3 separate regions of the Homo sapiens genome follow, and regions 1 and 2 are each linked to region 3. A link is a contact called in ENCODE Hi-C data. All regions are on one chromosome and are shown on one strand. The core of a region is the stretch at or near the end of the contact, and the rest is flanking DNA. Distances in the headings are between cores, read along the strand shown. Region 1 holds the start of NUP98 (nucleoporin 98 and 96 precursor). Region 2 holds the start of TRPM5 (transient receptor potential cation channel subfamily M member 5). Region 3 holds the start of CARS1 (cysteinyl-tRNA synthetase 1).

The links. Hi-C counts contacts between places; a loop is a spot of excess contacts on that map. Pooled maps may share reads with other maps.
Region 1: a map with no recorded cell type shows a loop between it and region 3 (9-fold over the local background). The contact joins the promoter of NUP98 here to the promoter of CARS1 in region 3. A Hi-C loop is called at or near these places in 4 of 37 single-sample maps with no recorded cell type and 9 of 50 pooled maps.
Region 2: a map of CD4-positive, alpha-beta T cell shows a loop between it and region 3 (2.1-fold over the local background). The contact joins the promoter of TRPM5 here to the promoter of CARS1 in region 3. A Hi-C loop is called at or near these places in 2 of 168 maps with a recorded cell type or tissue (CD4-positive, alpha-beta T cell and naive thymus-derived CD4-positive, alpha-beta T cell) and 6 of 50 pooled maps.

The regions. Positions count from the first base shown.
Region 1 is chr11:3,794,942-3,799,232 of GRCh38, reverse strand. It overlaps NUP98 (nucleoporin 98 and 96 precursor), which reads left to right and starts at 1,679. Exons shown (of 33, transcript NM_016320.5): 1 at 1,679-1,833. It also overlaps a transcript of PGAP2 not described here. RefSeq lists silencers at 1,663-1,832, 1,913-2,002.
Region 2 is chr11:2,442,167-2,446,906 of GRCh38, reverse strand. TRPM5 (transient receptor potential cation channel subfamily M member 5) reads left to right here and starts at 2,393. Exons shown (of 29, transcript NM_014555.4): 1 at 2,393-2,476. KCNQ1 (potassium voltage-gated channel subfamily Q member 1) reads right to left here and starts at 1,899. Exons shown (of 16, transcript NM_000218.3): 1 at 1,423-1,899. The coding sequence starts at 1,808. RefSeq lists silencers at 1,910-1,979, 1,990-2,099.
Region 3 is chr11:3,055,923-3,060,326 of GRCh38, reverse strand. CARS1 (cysteinyl-tRNA synthetase 1) reads left to right here and starts at 2,904. Exons shown (of 23, transcript NM_001014437.3): 1 at 2,904-2,984. The coding sequence starts at 2,960. LOC124902615 (a long non-coding RNA gene) reads right to left here and starts at 1,703. Exons shown (of 2, transcript XR_007062555.1): 1 at 1,309-1,703. RefSeq lists an enhancer at 2,718-3,250.

The sequences.
Region 1 (4,291 bases), core at 430-2,929, 740 kb before region 3:
CAGTTCCTGCTATGAGACTCTCAGTCACTAAACAGGTCTAGTTTCTAGAAAATGCCCACCTTTCACTCTTGTAATATCAGTTTTCTGCTAATGGGCTAGGCCCCAGAAGGACTTCCAAGAAGAGCCCAAGGCACAGAAAACCGAGGGTAAATAATAGGATACAAAGTGACAAGGCTTTAACAGAGGCCTGCCCAAGCATTAGCTCAACTCGCTGTGAAAGCTTGGCAAATGTATCACTGAGAAGATGGGAACATTTGAAATACCCGTCCTTTAAGAATAAGTAGGGGTTCGGCTGGGCGCGGTGGCTCACGCCTGTAAGGCCAGCACTGTGGGAGGCCGAGGCGGGCGGATCACCTGAGTTCCGGAGTTCGAGACCAGCCTGGCCAACATGGTGAAACCCCATCTCTACTAAAAATACAAAATCAGCTGGGCGCGGCGGCGAGTGCCTGTAATCCCAGCTACTCGGGAGGCTACGACAGGAGACTCTCTTGTACCTGGGAGGCGGAGATTGCAGTGAGCCGAGATCGTGCCACTGCACTCCAGCCTGGGAGAAAGAGGAGACAGAGCAAGACTCCATCTCAAAAAAAAAAAAAAAAATTAGTTCATGGGCGAGGTGGCTCACGTCTGTAATCCCAGCACTTTGGGAGGCCGAGGCGGGTGGATCACTTGAGATCAGGAGTTCGAGACCAGCCTGACCAACACAGTGAAATCCCCGTCTCTACTATAAATACAAAAATTAGCTGGGCCTGGTGGCGGACGCCTGTAATCCCAGCTACTTGGGAGGCTAAGGCGGGAGAATCGCTTGAACCCGGGAGGCAGAGGTTGCAGTGAGCCGAGATTGCGCCAATGCACTCCACCCTAGGCGACAACGCGAGACTTCATCTCAAAAGAAAAAGAAAAAAAAAGAATTAGGGGTTCTCCACGTGCAGCTGGGAAAGACGTTCCAACAATCCTCATTTGTACCAGGCCCTTTGGTGGGCCAGTCCCTTAGGGCATCTCTAATGCTCCTAATGTCCATCCTAGAAATTCAGGGAGGGAAAGAAAGTGCTGGGGCGAGCATGGGTCAGGAGAGAATAGGGTCAGGATTTAGGGCCCTGAAGAAGCCTCGGGCAAACTCTTTGGACAGACAGACCTTCCAAGAGGGCCCTCAGGCTCCGCACGTGGTCTGGGCGGGAAGTGCGGGCAGAGAGACTAGGAAGCCTTCCCAGCAGCGCCGGCGGACCGGGGCAAGGAAAGGGTCGAATAGTTACCATGCCATTCTGGGGCCGTCCCTCTGATTGGCCCGAGCTCCCTCAGCCCGAGTCGCGGCGCTCCAAGGAAGGGGGCGGAGTCTCTATGTTGCGTCACCACCCTTCCCGACACCCCGCCGGTGCTTCCCAATCTAGCCATTCACAAGCCCACTTCGAGAGGCCCTGTGTGACGTCACGACACGCTCCCGCCAACCGCGGCGGCGAGGGGCGGGACTCCACGGCCCTCTCACCGCTCCTACCCTGTGCCTCCCCGAACTCCTTCTGCCCCTCCTCTTCCCTCTCGCCCCTTCCCCCTTCAGTTCGGTTTCAAAAGACGCGTTGCCCAATGAATAACAGGGTCGACCCAGAGTGGCGGCCGCGTCCACCAATTCGCGGACGGCGAGGGCGGAGCGTCCGCAACGAGCCTCTGACGCCGGGCGGCGTGTGACGCAGTCGGGCCCTCTGCGCGCTGCGCCCGAAGCGGCGGTCGGTGGCAGGGGTGGTAGCGGCGGCGGCGACGGTTTCGTGGGGGCCGCGCGCTGCTCTGTGAGCGGCGGGTGGCAGCAGGGGACTCCTGACACTTCCCCTTCCCCACCGAACCGCGGTAAGTCGGGAGCCCGAGCTGCAGCGGCCGAGACCGGCAGGTTTCTCCCCCCTTCCGGGCGGGCGGACGCGCGGGGCGTCTCAGGGCCTCTCCGCTTCGAAGTCTAGCGCCGCTGCGCGCACCTTCTGGCCTGAGAGAGGGGCGGTGCTGAGGACCCGGGGGCCCGGAGCCCGGGAGGCCCGGCTTTGGAGGCCCTGGGAGAGAATGGACATCAGTGGGGTCTAGGCCTGGAGGTCTCCAGTTGCTGCCCACGCGAGTGGGTGTCTGTCTGGTTGTACTCATTCATTCAGTGGTGTAAGGACCCCACGGTGGGCTGGCCTTTCCGGGGTCAGCGCCTTGAAACCCTGAATACGGTCTGCCCCGCACTTCCTTGACCGTCATGTGGGACTGGGCTTTATTTGCCTTGGCTTCTCCATAAGGGAAGTGGGCACCCCGAGGATTAGGGTGAGTCCGAAGTTTGGGAGATTTTTAAGATAATATCTGAGAATAGGAGTCGGTTCGGTGGAGCAAAAGGTTCTTTTCTATTTTCCCACGTGTTCAGTGTAAAGCCAGATGAGGAGACAGATTGAGTTTCTGGATTACTATAGCCATAAGGACTTTAGAAATTGTTTAAGTCAATCCCCCTACCTTACATCAGTTTTGTAGATGGGGAAACCGAGGCCCGGAGTAACAGGCAGGATTAGCCAATGCCAGATTTTTGACAGTCTAAACAGTTTTCTACTACCTCACCCTCCCTGGATATTTCAGTCTCCCATTATTAAGAATTCCCTTTAGGAGGTCGGTGCGGCATGGACATTAGGTAGCTAAACGTAGATGTAGTCTTCACAGCGTTTTCCGTTTAGTTGCTACCAGCTCTGTTCACGGGTAAGGTGGAAGCTTCGTTAGTGGTACCCTAACCTAGAGCTTGAGAACTAAACTTAGAAGATGGTTAAAGAACGTCAGCGTTGTTATGTATCGGAAACAAATCGGTAAAACTACAAGCCATTGTTTCCCTTTCTAAATCTGAATTTTTTGACTTGTGTCAGCTGATGAGGACTCGGAGTCAGTTAGGGATTTATAACAGTACTGGAATAGAAAGCAGGAAATATTGATAAGACTTAGAAAGCCAGGTAGGAGTCCGTTTGTAGTAGTTGTACCTCGGAACTCATGGCTCCTTTCAGGTACAGAATTCAAAGTGAAGTATTATAGTAGAATAAGGTGAGGAAATAAAACTCCGTTTTGGAGGAAGAAGCTAACTGGAATAAAGAGCAAAAAGAGAGCAGTGATCATTCCCTGTGACGGTCTTACAAATTCGAAAAGAAACTCGAGTTAACTGGGTTACAGTATGTTTACCTGGTGGAGGAAGTTAGGGTATTTAAAAACCAAAACTAGAGGTTGGACAGGATAAAGGTACTGGGAAATACTTGGGTAAAATTATTCTTTTTGACTCTTCAGATTTGATGAAATTGAATTAGTTGACACTTGGTTCTGTACACATCAGTAAGATTGTTACTTTGTTCTTGTATAGATGACAAAGCATAAACTCAGAACTAGTAGTGCAGAAGAGAACCGTAGTCTAAATAGTAAAGCGTGAACAGGGTATGTTTTCCGTGACATTTTCTCAGTTCAGGCATCACCCTCTTCTGGGAAGCTTTTCTTGGCATTCTCTTCTCTGCAAGCTTCCATAACACTTATTTGATATTTCTATTTATAGCACATATCATTTTTATTTTAGCTGTTTTTTTAATTAGGCTGGTAAAATATTTTCATCTTATCTTTGTTGTCCAGTTGCTTGCCACATAGTAGGCCCTCAGTAAGTGTGTTTACTTGAATGAATAGACAAATATGGAGGAGTTATACCTAACAGTAGTCAATAGAGAGGCTCCTGAAATATGGGGCCCAGATAAGATAGTTCCTGCTGTTTATATGTTATGTGATACTTTGGTCCCTGACATTTATTTGTTTATTTATTTATGAGATAGGGTCTCACTCCATCACCCAGGCTAGAGTGCAGTGGCGCAATCTCGGTTCACAGTAGCCTCTACCTCCTGGGCTCAAGCAATCTTCCCACCTCAGCCTCCCAAGTAGCTGAGACCACAGGTGTGCACCACCATACCCAGCTAATATTTTTTTGTATATTTTGGGTAGAGACAGGGTTTCGCTATGTTGCCCAGGCTGGTATCGAATTCCTGGGCTCAAGCCATCCCCCACCTCGGCCTCCCAAAGTGCTGGGATTACAGGTATGAGCCACTGTGCCCAGCCAGTACCTGACTTTATGTCTACTAGGTCCTAGATAACTAAGAGCAAGTAGAATTTTTAAGGAACTAAATTTACGGCTTTGAAAAAATTATATTATTTTCTTGTAATATGATTTATGTGGTGGTAGTTAACCTGGAAAGTAAAGAATGATGGTACTAATGTTTAATTTCCAATAATGAGACTATGCAGTTATGTAATTTGTTGAAAGGTTAGGGAACTA
Region 2 (4,740 bases), core at 1,144-3,643, 610 kb after region 3:
TGGGTTCCCCTGGGGTCACTGCACACAAATATCTCCCAAACCCCAAGCCGAGCCCCCGCTGTTGCAGCCACGAGCAGAGCCAGCTCCTCTCACAGACCAGCAGCGGCTGTGGCTCAGGCACCCACTGACATGTCAGGAGACAGGGGCTTGGGAGCTGGGGTGGGGAAAAGTCTCCAAGATCACCCCCCAACCACATCTTTGAGGAGGGAGGTGGGTAAGACTTCCCCTTCCTGATGTGGAAGGCCACCTCTTAGCAAGGAAGGCAGTAGCCCTGCGACCCCTACCCCACCCCCTCACCTGAGACGATGCTTGAAGCCATTTGGGGCCTGGCTCCTGCTGTCACCCGCCCTGAGGCCCTGGTGGCAGCTGCCAGCAGGCATGGACAGGCCTCTGGATGCCCTCCAGCCAGTTCTCTACTGAGCCTGCCCGAGGCAGAGGAGATGCTTCCACCTGAGGACGCTCAGGGAGACCACCCTTCAGCCCTCAGGTGAGCCCCACAGCCATCAGCCATGGGATGTCTGGGTAGAGGCTCCCAGGCCAGAGGCTGGCACCACACCAAAAGGCCGCTGGCTGGGCAGCCAGGAAGTAGGGCCACTGGGGCAGCGGGGGAAGGCCCCAGGCAGGCATGGAGGAGAGCAGCCTGGACCTTCCCGGAGGTGACTTCCCAGGCCTGTCCCTGAGAAATCCAGTGCCCAGCCCTGCTCAGGCACGCTGTACCGGGAATTGGAACCACCTGGTAACAGGGGGGCCAGGTGCCTCTGCTACCAGCGCTGCTTTCTCCGGGAGCACAGCTGCCTCTTAGTGAGAGCTGCAAACGTGCCTCTCCGCTCTCTGCATCAAGCCAGGTTTTCATGAGCTTGGTTCAATTAGTTAATGTGGGGCCCGTGGGGACGGCCCGTGGCATGCTGAGCCCTCAGGGAGCACCGCCACCGTCACCTTCCTATCCTGGACAGCCCCCTGCCCCAGAGTCCACCTGGGCCTCAGGGGGTCTGAGATGCGGCACCGGACATCAGGGGCCTTCTCTCTTGGGGGCTCCTGAGCCTCGAGTCTCAGCCGACCTTGAGGAGTTATCTTACTGCACCCAAGGGTGCGCTCCCCAGCACGCTTCTCTTCCCAGAAGGATTCACACCTGGACTACCCTCCCGGAGGTGTGGAGCCAAATTCTGGGCTCCAGGTGGTCCCCTCCCCAGCCGGCTCCCTCCCCACGCCGGGCCTGCGAGAAGATGCGCACCCCCAGACACAGCAGCGCCTCTGAACTTCAAGGGAGAGTGCAGAGTTTGTGTTTCTGCGTTTCCCCACTTCCTTCCCTCCTCTGCTCCGGGGTCGCAGCTCCGACGGGGCAGGTGGCGCTGGGACAGAGCTCCCCCACACCAGCTCTCAGGAAGCACCTTCGTGCCGGCCGTCGCCGGTGGCGATACTCACACGGCGAAGTGGTAAACGAAGCATTTCCAGCCGGTGGGACGCTCGAGGAAGTTGTAGACGCGGCCCTGGACGTGGGTGCGCGCCAACACCGGGCGGCGCGTGCTGTAGATGGAGACGCGCGGGTCTAGGCTCACCGGCGGCCGCGGGCCAAGGTCGGAGGCAACTGGGGGCGCGGCGGGCGCGGCCGGGGACGCAGGGGGCGCGGGACCTGGGGCGCCGGGCGCGATGGGCGCGTAGAGCGCGCCGCCCGCCGGGCCGCCCTCCGCCAGCTCCAGCGAGAAGGGGCACTTCTTGGCCAGGCCCGCGCTGCCCCGCCGGGCGCCTGGCAGGCGGCCCCAACCCCAGCGCTTCCTCTCGGCCCTGGGCGGGGAGGAGGCCGCGGCCATAACGAGGAGGGCCTGCCGGGGGGCCGGCCCGAGCGGCGGCACCGGGAGCTGCAGCGAAGGCGAGCGCCCGGGCGCAGTGCGGGCAGCCACTGCTGCCAGCCCCGCCGCGGGGGGCCGCTGCCGGCCCAGCCCGGGCGCTCGGGGCGGGGCCGGAGGGGGCAGTGGCCGAGGGCCGGTCCCATGGGACGGCGTGCCCCGCCCCCGCCTGCACGCCCCGCCCCCGCCGGTCCGGCGCGCACAGGGCGTCCCTGCCCGCGCCCACCGGCTTGGCCCGCCCTCTCCCCACGGACCGGCCTGGCCCTGCCTCCGCCTCACCCCCTGGCTTGGCCTGTCCGCGCCCCCGCCCCCGCCTGCGCCCCCGCCCCCACCCCCACCCCCGCCCGAGCCCACCTGCTTAGCCCCGCTCGTGTCATCTATCCCGCTTGGCCCCGCCCCCTCCTCGCCCACCTGTTTGGCCCCGTTCCAGTGTGCATTTACCCCGCCTGGCCCCGCCCCCTCCCCGCCCACCTGCTTGGCCCCGCCCTCACCCACCTGCTTGGCCCCGCCCCGTCTGCATCTCCCCTGCTTGCTCCTGCCCTGCCCTCACCCACCTGCTTGGCCCCCACTTCTGATGCCCGCCTGCTCTGCCTGGCCCGGAGGAGGACCCCAGCTGCGCCAGGGAGGAAGGGGTAAGGCCTGGCCGATACCACGACCGAGAACGGCACAGCGGGGGCAGGAGGGGCGGGGTAGGGTGCCGGCATCTACTTTCCCTCCCTCTGAGCCACTCCGGAGTTGGGGTTGGGGGGAGGAAAGGGATGTCCTGGGTGAGGGTGTGCTGGCCCCGCGATCACTGTGAGCGCCCCCGGGTGCCCAGGCGCGCGAGCTGCGGGCGGCGAATACGCTCGGGTCGCTTCCCACCAGGGCCCTTGGACCGGGAGGGTGAGATGGGACCACCACTGTCAGGTACCTCCCAGTGGGAGCTGTGTGGGTGGGGAGCCGGCAGGGCTGCTGGGGGGTGGGGGCGGCACAGCCGGGGTCTGGACCTGGTTTGACTGCCGGGCATAGCAGGCGGGGCTGCCTGGGCAGTTAAAGGGAGAGGCGCTTGCGCCACCCTAGTAACTTGGAGAATGGGCGCCTTGTCCTCCCCACCGTCGAGACCGCGCTGCCGCTGCGCCCCGTGGATTCCCCTGGGTGGGGGTGGGTTGGTCACATCGGAAGATTTTCACAGGTCTCTGCACTGCCTCCCGCCCGCTACTGGCATTTGGGTCTCAGCACGTCTCAGGCTTGGGGGGGGGGTGGGGGGCAGCCAACAGAAGAGACCGGCTTTTTTCAGGATACTGCACACAGCCCTGAGGCAGGGACTAAAGGTGGAGCTCAGCGGTGACTCTCCGCCCCGCCAGGAGACCCATAACTCATGTGACACTTCCAGGTCGTCCCTGAGCACCCTGGGTCAATTTGATGTATCTACCACCCCCTGCCAAAAGTCTGCTCTTTTATCGTGGACGGAGTCCAGCCCAGGCCCTTGACGCCTGACTCCCCACCCTAGTGAGGTGCCACACAGGAGTGCACAGTCTGTATTTGCAGCAAGAGTGGATGGAGTGGGTCCCAGCTTGTGCTGGGCGCTGTGATAACACAAGGGAGGCCGAGGAGAGGGTACCTTCCTGGGAAGCATATCAGTGAAGGTGCAGAAGGGCAGCGGGTCAGAAGATGGGGGCAGTCAGTCAGCTCTGCAGGGCACACAGCACGCATTCAGCAGTTACTTTCCGGGTGAACATACATACACCTGCATGGAGTCTCTGCCTTCCCCTCCCACCTCAGCAGGAGGAAGGTGAGCTTTGAATAAGCAGCGTTTGGACAACTGGACAGTCATAAAGAAAGAAAAAGCATACCTTGGGTCCATCTCACCGCACACGAGAATAAATCTCAAATGAATCAGAGGCTCAAGTGTAAAGGGTGAGATGAAGCCATGCAAATTCTACAAGAATGTACAGGTCAATTCCTCAAGAACCTGTGAATCGGGAAAACATTTCCAACTATGACTTGAAATCCAAAAGCAACAGATAAAATAAGAAAAATTAAAATAGAAGCACCATTAGCAAAGTAAAGGAGACAAATGACCAAATGGGAAAAGTATTTGCAGTTTCGATCACAAAGGATTAATATCACTGATACATAAAGAACATCAAAACTGAGGTGAGGAACCTGCCAGACAGTCCTATAGAAAAGGGAGCAGAAGACATGAGCAGTTCATAGGAAATGGGGTTCATGACCTTTGCACTTATGAAAAAATGTTCAACCTCATTTATAACAAGAAAAATGCAAATGAAAAGTACACTCTGATACCACTGCTTGCTTATCAGATTGGCAAAAATCCAGACTTTTGATGGCAACTCTGTGGGAGAGGCAGCAGGCACAGGTGCACTCCTCATCACTGGTAGAAAAGAGACCTAGCGATATTACTAAATGTATCATTTGACACAGAAACCCCACTTCTAGGAAATAACCCAAAGATATGTAGGAAAAATAGAAAAGTACATATACATAATGATAGTCAAAACAGCATTTTTTATATTAGCAAAAGTCTAGAGACAATCACAATGTCCTTCAATCGCTTCAGCTGTGCTGTGGTACAGTCACACGATGGAGTGCCATGATCAATATGATCACTAATACTCAACCAAAGGATCCCAAAGAACTCTGTGTGTGTGTGTGTGTGTGTGTGTGTGTGTGTGTGTGTGTGTGTATCAAAGAATGATGCTAAATTCCTTTGGAACCAAGATTTTCAGTATAAAAGTGATACAGATTTAAAAAATCAAAGAAGTACAAACCAGTCCTTAAATTGAATGGACTATATTAGCATAGACTCCTCAGCTATTTTATCTTAGGAAAAAGGTATATCCTACTATTGTTCATTGTCAAGTTTGAGAAGGGGCTGATCAACAATGGGACAATT
Region 3 (4,404 bases), core at 1,655-4,154:
CAACAAGGATTTATTGTCTCACAGTTCTGGAGGCTGGAAGTCTCAGGTCAGGGCATCAGCAGGGTGGGCTCCTTCTGGGGCTGTGAGGGAGAATCTGTCCCAGGCTGTCCCCTGACTTCTGGTGATTTGCTGACAATGTTTGGTGCCCTTTGGCTTGTGAAGCATCGCCCCAGTTTCTGCCTTTATCTTAACATGGCACCCTCCCTGCTTGTCAGTGTCCAAATTTCCTCCACTTAAACATTTTAATTAATTGGCTGGGCATGGTGGCTCACGCCTGTAATCCCAGCACTTTGGGAGGCCGAGGCGGGCGGATCATCTGAGGTCGGGAATTCGAGACCAGCCTGGCCAACATGGAGAAACCCGTCTCTACTAAAAATACAAAATTAGCCGGGCATGGTGGCACATGCCTGTAATCCCACCTATTCGGGAGGCTGAGGCAGGAGAATCTCTTGAACCTGGGACACTGAGGTTGCGGTGAGCCAAGATGGCACCATTGCATTCTAGCCTGGGCAACAAGAGTGAAACTCCGTCTCAAAAAATTTTTTTAAATTAATTTATATATGTGTATTTATTTATTCATTTATTTATTTTAGAGACAGGGTCTCACTCTGCACCCAGGCTGGCATGCAGTGGCACAATCATAGCTCACTGCAACCTGAAACTCTGGGGCTCAAGCCATCCTCCCTCTTCAGCCTCCCAGAGAGCTGGGATTACAGGTGTGAGCCACCATGCCCAGCTGAAATTTTCCCTTTTTACAAGGATATCAGTTATACTGGATTAACGTCCCCCCTAATGACCTCATCTTATGACTTTATCATCTGCAAAGACCCTATTTCCAAATAAGGTCACATTCACAGGTCCTGGTGGTTATAGGATTTCCACATCTTTTGGGAGAGACACAATGCAACCCATAACAACCTGTAACCCAATGTGCTGTCCCAAAGAACTACAACACCAGGGGGATGCTGAGGTTCAGAGAGTGTCCTTGCCCTGGTGGTAGGGCTGGGACGCAGCAGGACTGGGGAGGCGGGACCCACTGCTGCTAGACACTGCAGCACTCTTAGACACAGCTCGGCCACCTGAGCAGGTGATCATTTCCCAGTTCCGCTCTGCAGACCCTTTTTTTTTTTCCCAGTAGAGATGAAGTTTCACTATGTTGGCCAGGCTGGTTTTGCACTCCTGACCTCAAATGACCTGGCCGCCTTGGTCTCCCAAAGTGCTGGGATTACAGGCGTGAGCCACAGTGCCCGGCCCCACTTTGCAGATTTAAAAACAAGACATCTGGAAGCTCAGAGAAGTTAAACTCACCCCAGGTCTTACAGCCAAACTCTGGCTTGCCTGACCTGATGTCAGGAGGCTTTCTTAGTGCAAGAAAGGAAGGGCAGGGCAAGCCTTAGCCGAATGTTTATCTCTAAGAGGCTTCTGACTCTCCTGGGCGCCTCCGGTTCCTTCTCCCAGGAAGGCATGTGGCCGAGCTGGGCTTGGGTGACTCATGGTCCTAGAGTGATGAGTGAGAAACAGGCACTGTGAGAGTCATGGTAGGACCTGGCCAGAACTTCGTCCCCTAAGTCCTGGACTTGGTCCCTCCTTTGGGATTAGTTGGGGTCTCACAGAGCCTCCCACATCCTGGGCAAGTTACAGCACATGCTACAGGATCTTTGCAGAAATGTAAACAAACTCTTTCTTCTTTTTTTTTTCCAGCCACCAGTAGAATTTAGAATTTATTTATTTATTATTTTATTTATTTATTTATTTATTTATTTATTTGAGACGGAGTCTCACTCTGTTGCCAGGCTGGAGTGCAATGGCGCAATCTCGGCTCATTGCAACCTCCACCTCCCTGGTTCAAGCGATTCTCCTGCCTCAGCCTCCTGAGTAGCTGGGACTACAGGCAAGCGCCACCATGTCCAGCTAATTTTTGCATTTTTAGCAGAGACAGGGTTTCACCATGTTGGCCAGGATGGTCTCGATCTCTTGCCCTCATAATCCGCCCACCTCGGCCTCCCAAAGTGCTGGGATTACAGGTGTGAGCCACCGTGCCCGGCCTTAGAATTTATTATGAAATTAGACATGAGGTTCCAAAAAGTAACTAGAAGATTTTTTACTTTTTATTTTTTGAGAAAGGGTCTCACTCTGTCGCCTAGGCTGGAATGCAGTGGCACAGTCGTAGCTCACTGCAGCTTCAAACTCCTGGACTCAAATGATCCTCCTGCCTTGTCCTTTCAAGGTGCTGGGATTACAGGCATGAGCCACTAATCCTGGCTAATAATTTTTCTTGACATATTAAAATTCTGTTTCTTAAATAGCATTTCCTCTCATTTTGGATGGGTGCACGAACCTTGGGTGGGATATCCTTGGGAGGTGACATCATGCACACAGAAGGCAGGAGCCCTAAGGGGGTTGGGGATGGCTCCAGAATGGGGTCTGAGAAGGAGATGGAGAAGCCTGTTCACGCAACACTTCATAGTGGCTTGCTTTCCGCAGGGTCATTGGCAGGGCGGTCCCTAGGCCTGGAGCGCTCTTCCCGCCCATCCCCAGGCCCTGCTCCAGGTCGGCCTCCTGGGAACCATCCCGTCTCGCCAGCACACCCTGTCCCGAGGCCGCCTCTGACCTCCAGGCTGGGCCTGGTCCCCACGGCGCTTAGCGCAATCATGACTTAAACACCTATTACAGGACGCTCAGTCTTTAGTGCTTGTCTCCCCGCGGCTGGGCTGACTACTCCCAGCACGGCCACTGAACGCTTGGCCGCGCGATGCTCCGGAGCGCGGGTCGCCATTGGGTTGAACTACAGCTCCCAGCATGCTCCGGGCCGGCGACATCCGGAGCCCCTGGTAGTTGCCTAGCGACCGGGCGTGTCCCGGAAGACGGGCCCGGCGTGGGGCGCGACTTCCGGGGCGGCGGTTGCATCAGATTCTAGGAAGTGTCTGTAGCCGCAGCTGCGGGTCCGGGATTCCCAGCCATGGCAGATTCCTCCGGGCAGCAGGGTGAGCGGCGCGGCCGGGCCAGGCTGAGGGCGGCTGGGGGCCTGACTGGGCGCTGGGTGCTCGGCTCGAAGGGCAGCGAGTCCTTATGTCTGAGGGGCCCGGGTGCATGGGTTCTGAGGGGCAGCTGTGTCCGTGGTCTGAGGGGCGGCAGTGCCCGAGGTCTGAGGGGTGTCAGTGCGCGGGGTCTGAGGGACGGCACGTCCTTGGGTCCGAGGGGCGGGGGTGCTCGGGGTCTGAGGGGTGTCAGTGCCCGGGGTCTGAGGGACGGCGGGTCCTGAGGTTCGAGGGGTGGCACGTCCTAGGATCCGAAGGACAACGGGTGCCCGGCTCCGAGGGACGGCCACTGGGACCCCTGGGACTCCTGCGTGAGGGTCTGCCAGACCCGTGGCTGGAGCACAGACCCCGCGGGGACCCGAGCCCGAGCGGGGCGCTGCCCAGACCACCCAGCCTCAGTTTCCTCACTTGGTTCCTGCCGAGGTCCCCTTGCATCCTCACCCCGGGAGGTGGCCCTACATCAAACAGCCTTTCCCCAGCCGGTGCCTGGGCGGGCCCTCGCTCCCTCTTGCCCCAGCTGGCCTTTAGGGGGGAGACAAAGGCCCAAGGGTTGTTTTGGTTTTCTGCCCAGACCTGGCAGCTTCCGGGAGGTGGGCGGAGGGCACCTGAGGTTGGTATTTAGGGAAATGGGGCAGAGGACGCCAGGGGTACGCGTACACACAGTAAAAGGGCTTGGGGCTTTACGAAGGCTTTCATCTCCAGTTCCGCAGGCAGTCCACTGCAAGCTGATTGTCAGAGCATTACTGCCCCATTTTATTGCCAACCCGGGAGGTTCCCCAGGGACACAGCTGTGTCAGCTCCCCCAGTCACTCATGTCACCAGCGGGTAGACCTTGAGAGACCAGTGGGTTCTTCTCTCACTGTCCCTCCAGCAAGATTTTAGGTGCTGGAAAGGCAAGAGACTGAATCAGAAAGCCCAGATTCCTAACAGTCTGGAGCAGCCTTTCCAAAGGAAACATTCTCAGTATCTAGTTTTTAATTCTTTTGGCTGGCAAAAATTAGATGCAAGTTCTTGTAAGACACCTCCAGCCCCCACCCTCAGTTTAGATCGTACCAAGATTTCCTTAGCATCTGGTGGTGCCCTTTGCCCCTGAGGGTTTATTGGGTTATAGATAGGTAGTTATGACAACCCGAGTAATCTGGCGGCATGGGGACACCCAGATGACAGGGCTACACTCTTGTGCCAAGTGGCAGGAGGTGGTCACCTTCCAGGCACGCCGCCTACCACCCTACCTGTGTGCCTGGATTCCAGCACCATCTCCACCCGTCCCAGAGCCAAGCGGCCCTCAGAAGTCACCCAGATTCCTGTAAAACAGCATCATAGTTAACAGCCCCAACTCTGGAACCACCCTGGAAGGGCCAGGGTT